Linked DNA regions of Homo sapiens: region 2 is linked to region 1. Evidence: chromatin contacts called from ENCODE Hi-C or POLR2A ChIA-PET data. All regions are on one chromosome and are shown on one strand. Each heading gives the region's core, a stretch centred on a gene start or an enhancer-like site at or near the end of the contact. The rest is flanking DNA. Distances are from core to core; before and after follow the strand shown.

Evidence for each region. A loop is a pair of places that touch in the nucleus more often than their neighbours do. ChIA-PET counts read pairs that join two places held with the same protein, here RNA polymerase II (POLR2A). Pooled maps may share reads with other maps.
Region 2: a loop to region 1 is called in a map of PC-9, with 6 times the contacts of the local background. The contact joins two enhancer-like sites. A Hi-C loop is called at or near these places in 2 of 168 maps with a recorded cell type or tissue (PC-3 and PC-9) and 3 of 50 pooled maps. POLR2A ChIA-PET finds 5 or more read pairs at or near these places in 5 of 52 experiments (AG04450, CD8-positive, alpha-beta T cell, OCI-LY7 and 2 more).

What each region holds. Positions count from the first base shown.
Region 1 is chr3:177,477,233-177,479,932 of GRCh38, forward strand. All of the region lies in intron 1 of LINC00578 (long intergenic non-protein coding RNA 578), which reads left to right. Among named protein-coding and RNA genes, the nearest start is that of LINC00578, 37 kb to the left of the region's middle. Within about 2 kb of position 1,444, at least 15 of the 41 ENCODE cell types and tissues checked have a DNase peak (open chromatin) inside an H3K27ac peak, as active enhancers do; they include PC-3 and PC-9, where a contact is called at or near this core.
Region 2 is chr3:177,522,894-177,525,593 of GRCh38, forward strand. All of the region lies in intron 1 of LINC00578 (long intergenic non-protein coding RNA 578), which reads left to right. Among named protein-coding and RNA genes, the nearest start is that of LINC00578, 82 kb to the left of the region's middle. Within about 2 kb of position 1,303, at least 3 of the 41 ENCODE cell types and tissues checked have a DNase peak (open chromatin) inside an H3K27ac peak, as active enhancers do; they include PC-3 and PC-9, where a contact is called at or near this core.

The DNA.
Region 1 (2,700 bases), core at 194-2,693:
CCTCACAGGCATGCTAGAACATGAAACTGATTGGGTTGGACATTAGACTCACTGGGTAGTGGGGCGGGGAGGTGGGCTTATAGACAGACTGATGCCTGGCCCCCACCCTCGTCAGATTTTTAATTAAATGGTCCCTGGAGAAGGCTGTGCTTAGCGATCAGTATTTTTAAAAAGCCCCTTAGGCCACTCATATAAACAGCCTGGTTTTGAACCACTGAGTCACACCTACTAATCTCGAGAGAAGGCCCAAGGCTCAAGAGAATTATGTTTCCGTTGCATTAATTTCCAGTAAGGCCTGATGCTTTTCTTTTTTTTTGTTTGTTTTTGTTTTTGTTTTTGTGACAGAGTCTCGCTCTGCCACCCAGGCTGGAGTGCAGTGGCGCAATTTTGGCTCACTGCAACCTCCACCTCCCGGGTTCAAGCGATTCTCCTGCCTCAGCCTCCTGAGTAGCTGGGATTACAGGCATGGGCCACCATGCCTGGCTAATTTATGTATTTTTAGTAGAGATGGGGTTTCATTATGTTGGCCAGGCTGGTCTCGAACTCCTGACCTCCAGCGATCTGCCCACCTCGGCCTCCTAAAGTGCTGAGATTACAAGCTTGAGCCACCATGCCAGCCAGCCTGATGCTTTTCAGCAGACATCTTCCTGGTTCTGAAACGAAGAGATGAAGAGTGAAAAATTCAATTTAAATAAGATTTTCCAGCAGTGTAGGGTTGGGGTGGAGCTCTAAAACCATCTTGCCAGCCTGAGTTATTGAATACCAATGTCAGGAATAATTGAAGCAGCAGCACAAGGGGTATCTGTGAGGGGCGGAAAGGTCTAGTTTAGTTGATCTATTTGACCTTGTTTGCTAGATGTGAAGTCTTCTTTTCCTCGCAGAAATGAAGAGTTTAAAACAACAACAAATCAATGACCATATCACATTGTATTGGAATATTGAAAATACTCAGGCTGCTTGATAATGTAAAACAGCCATACTTATATTAATTATTCAATAATAGGCAGCTATCTATATTTTGAACTTTTTCCTATTGTTTCAGCTAGGAGCAATTCTGCTTCTCACACGTGTAGCTTGCTTGTCTGTTTCTTTTCCCTCTTTAGACTGTAATAGTGCTGAGTTCACCATGGCCCCTTCATCATAATGAGAAAGAACTTTTCTAATGACTCAGAGATTTCTAAATTAAACCTAAAATGTTTATTACAAAGATGCTGGACACACATTATGCATCGCTGTTGCAATACAGTAATATAATTCAGATAGAAATTATCTTTGCAAATGGCAATCAATTTTTGCTACTACTTTTTGCATTCTTGACAATCTAGTCACTGGGCTGTGGAAAAGTGCTTTTACTTGATTATTTACACTGTTGATAATCACTGTGGTTTTTGGCAGAGCTAAGGCATTATTTCACAGACCTGCATTGCAATAGGGAACGGGTGTAACTTCAAAATACTGCCAAAGTTCCTGTGGCTTTAGCCGACACCAAGGAATGTACAAACTCAAGCACAATTCTTAGGAGACTTCATTCTTTTACAGTGGTTTGCCACAGGGCAGTCCACATGCAGGGACAAGTTAAACAAATATGGTCCCTGGAGAAAGTGGGCTCCCCTGTAGCCCAAGAAGTCTACTGCTGTGGAGGTCTTCAGGAACTATCTGCATCTCCCACTTAATGCCCAGGACACATATCCTCCCACTTAGAACTTTGGGTTTAAAAGGGAGGAAACATATTTTAAAGTATTAGATAATTCAAAAACCGGCCAGGCACAGTGACTCACGCCTGTAATCCCAGCACTTTGGGAGGCCGAGGTGGGTGGATCACCTGAGGTCAGGAGTTCGATACCAGCTTGGCCAACATGGTGAAGCCCTGACTCTACTAAAAACACAAAAATTAGCTGGGCCTGGTGGCAGGTGCTGGGAGGCTGAGACAGGAGAATTGGTTGAGCCCAGGAGATGGAGGTTGGTTGCAGTGAGCCGAGATGGCACCACTGCACTCCAGCATGGGTGACAGAGACTCCATCTCAAAACAAAACAAAACAAGACAAACGAAAAAACAAAAAACAAAAAACAACCCCGTGGTGCCACTGCACTATTTTCAAAGGGAAAAAGAGCCACCGCTCCAGGCTGAATGTTTTCTTATAGATCATATGCTGATAAAGAAATGAACACAGACCTGTAATGTGGCAGATAACCTTTTGCAAGCGACTGCAAAAGAATAAAGAAAGATAGAAGCAGCGGAAAGAGCTATATTAAATGACTGCCTTATCACTCTTAGACAACTCCTACCTTTGATTTTTAAAAAATTTAAACATTTCAAACAAATCGTTATGCCATAGTGGGATGCTCTTGGGAAACACAAAAACAACAACAACAACGACAACAACAAAAAGAAAAAACAGACTCTGACTAGTCCAAAAACATCTCAGCAGGCAATCTAAGGACTAGAACTGATTTAATTTCTTTCAAAAAACTCTCCTCTATCATAACAAAGGTGTCAGTTATAAAGGGGAACATCTGTTTTGCTAGACCCTAAACTAAAACCTCTGATTCTTTTCACATCAGTCATTGAACAGCTGTCAGATATATGAACAAGTTTTAGACACCTGAGAATTATGACTTTGAACACGTGACCTAGAGATCCTCTGCCCCTGTTATCACTTCCTTGGGCCACCCGCCATGGCAGACTACACAGTCATTATA
Region 2 (2,700 bases), core at 53-2,552, 46 kb after region 1:
TTTAGTTTATGAAAATACAGATCTCCTGTTTGCGGCTCCCATTAACTTGTCCAACAAAACAAATCCATCGATTGGCTTTAGCTGTAGGTGGCTTGTTTTCCAACTGCCTCTTTTCTCCTGACTTAAGAGACAGATGTAATTTAAAATGGGGATTAGAAATAACTGTCCTGAAATCCATGTAATTCTGGTTTTGCTGCTGGTAAAGGTTATTGTATAATTAGCTGATTCATAACAAACTGTAAGTATCATATCAGAAAATAGAACCCTTTGGAAACTAATGACAGATGATCTACAAATAGATAGCCTAGCAATGTAAACATTAGTGGGGGGAATTCATTAAGTTCCTGCTAAAAGCATTTGATTTAATTTTGCCTATCTTTTATCAGATTTTTTCACGTATAAGCCAAAATGACAAATGATAATTATCTTGAAGGCATGTGGCATGATAAATTGGAAGACACGTGATGTGTTTTCTCATTTTTCACAGTCTCAGATTTTCTTTTTTTGGTCTGGTTTGTTGTGTTACAAAAAGCTCATGATTTTTCACCCATAGTTCACCTCCTGGGAAATACCATAATTAAGGTCTCAAGAATGAAATAGGCTGGTACAGTCATCGAATGACAATGAGCCATCCATGGTGTTGGGACATCAATGTAATAACATAAAAACTATTGGTTTTGAAAATTTTCCTCTATATAATTGCTGTTTCCACTTCTATAAAACTGAGGTTAATTTAAGATAGATTTATTTCTAGTCAGTCCCACTAATGTTCCAGGACTTTTCATATTCTGTATCATTTGATATGTATTGTCATAAAGCTTTTATATTTTTCAAACACTTCAGCAGTTTTATGCATTGAGTTTGTTATGAAATGTCATTGTGTCACTTTATGGGATCCTATTTAAAGAAAGTCAGTAGCTAGGAAAAGAGATGAGAAACATTTATAATTTGACCCTAAACTCAAGGGCAATATAGGACTTAGTAAAAGAGAATTTATAAATTTCTCAGGTGCTCTTCATAAAAACAAAGTCAAAACAAAGCAAAACAAAAAGAAAACCCAAGGTGAAACCACATCAAACAAAAAGTTTACTTGGTAATCACCTGGTAACCAGATATTGGGTTTTATGAATAAGAAATTCCAGACGAGGTGTCGTGTTCTGGAACAACCCTTCCTATATTTCACAATCATGTAAAGCCTAGCTCAAATGTCCCTTTCTCTACCTCCCAGGAAGAATTAGGGACTCCCACACTCATATACTGTAGCATTTTGTTCATACATATGCTTCCTCTCACATGGTCAAATGGTTAGTTTTTTATCTGTTTGACTGCCAAGCAGTGGACTTTGCCCTATCCATCTTTGTTTTTTTTTAGTGTCTAAGGCCTGGCAAACGGAAGGAGCTCAGATGACACTTTTGAAAAAGCAGGCTGTTTATATGACTTCAGCTCTTAGAATATTAAGAATTGCATCATCATTGCACGGGAAGAAAAAGGTCTGATTGGATCCTTCTCTCTCAACAACTGCCTTAATGGTTTAGTGGCAGGATGGCTGGGTGTACGTGGCAGGATGGCTGGGTGTACGTGGCAGAAAATGGAGCAGAAGTTTGACATTAGTTTAGTGTCAATAATGCATATTATTGAATTTACACAATATAGATGTTTGAGGCCTTTTTTAATTGGGCCTTTCCAGGATCAAAGAGACTTGCATTAAATTTATTATTTTGTTTATATGGAGATCCTTCTGTTTCTCCAATTGTTCTGGGTATTCTTTTTTGAAGCAGTTGTAGCTGATGTCTTCCCTAAGAGGAGAGGAGTTGAACTATATCTCAAGTTGGGCCATAGGACAGCTGTATAAGCAGTTGCTTTTGCAGTATCAGATCCGAGGAATATCAAAATACTCTTGTCCTGAAATACATCGTGAAACTCATCTCCTCCCAATAACATGCTCCTCTTTAAGGATAGGAATCGAAAGGTTTTGGATATTGTTCTGGTTTTTGGAGTTGCCTCTTCCAGCACTACTGGGCACTCAGCTCTGGTTTCTGGCTGTGGCCCCTTCCTTTGGTAAGTGGCATCCCTGTTCTGAAGACACTCAACTACCCTGAGAGTGTTCCTGTGAATCTGATTCTTATCTTTAACCATGTAGGAAAGATGACAGGCCTCTCAGTTTTGCAGAAATCAGGAGATTTGCCAGCACTGAACCAATTGCGTGTGATCACCATCACCTGTTGACTTCTGGTGGGGATGTGTGGTCTCTCCCTTCCCCCATCCCTCCCTGTGTTTCAGCCTTAGTTTGCCTCACTCTTTAAGTCACCTACTAGACCTCCATAGGCATGTGAGTTAGCCGTCCATGCATTCCACCTCTGACCATAAGCCTGTTCTTGAGGACCATCATGCTTTCCATATGATGGTGGCTGCCATTCATTAAATACCATCTATACCCAGATTGCCCACACTGAAAGTGAGATAATCAACTGTTGTGCTCCTAGCCAAGATTAACAGGAAGAGTATATTCTTTTTTTGCTTTTATTTTATTTTATTTATCAAGAGATTAAGACAAAGATGAGCCTACAGTTCACAACCGTATGTGAAGATGATGCAGTTGCCTTACTCTGTAGAGTGAAGCCAAAACCACAGACAGAAATAAGCATAGTAGGCTATGAGAAGATGAAATTTAGCACTGTGTTTGGGATGGGCATCTGAGGA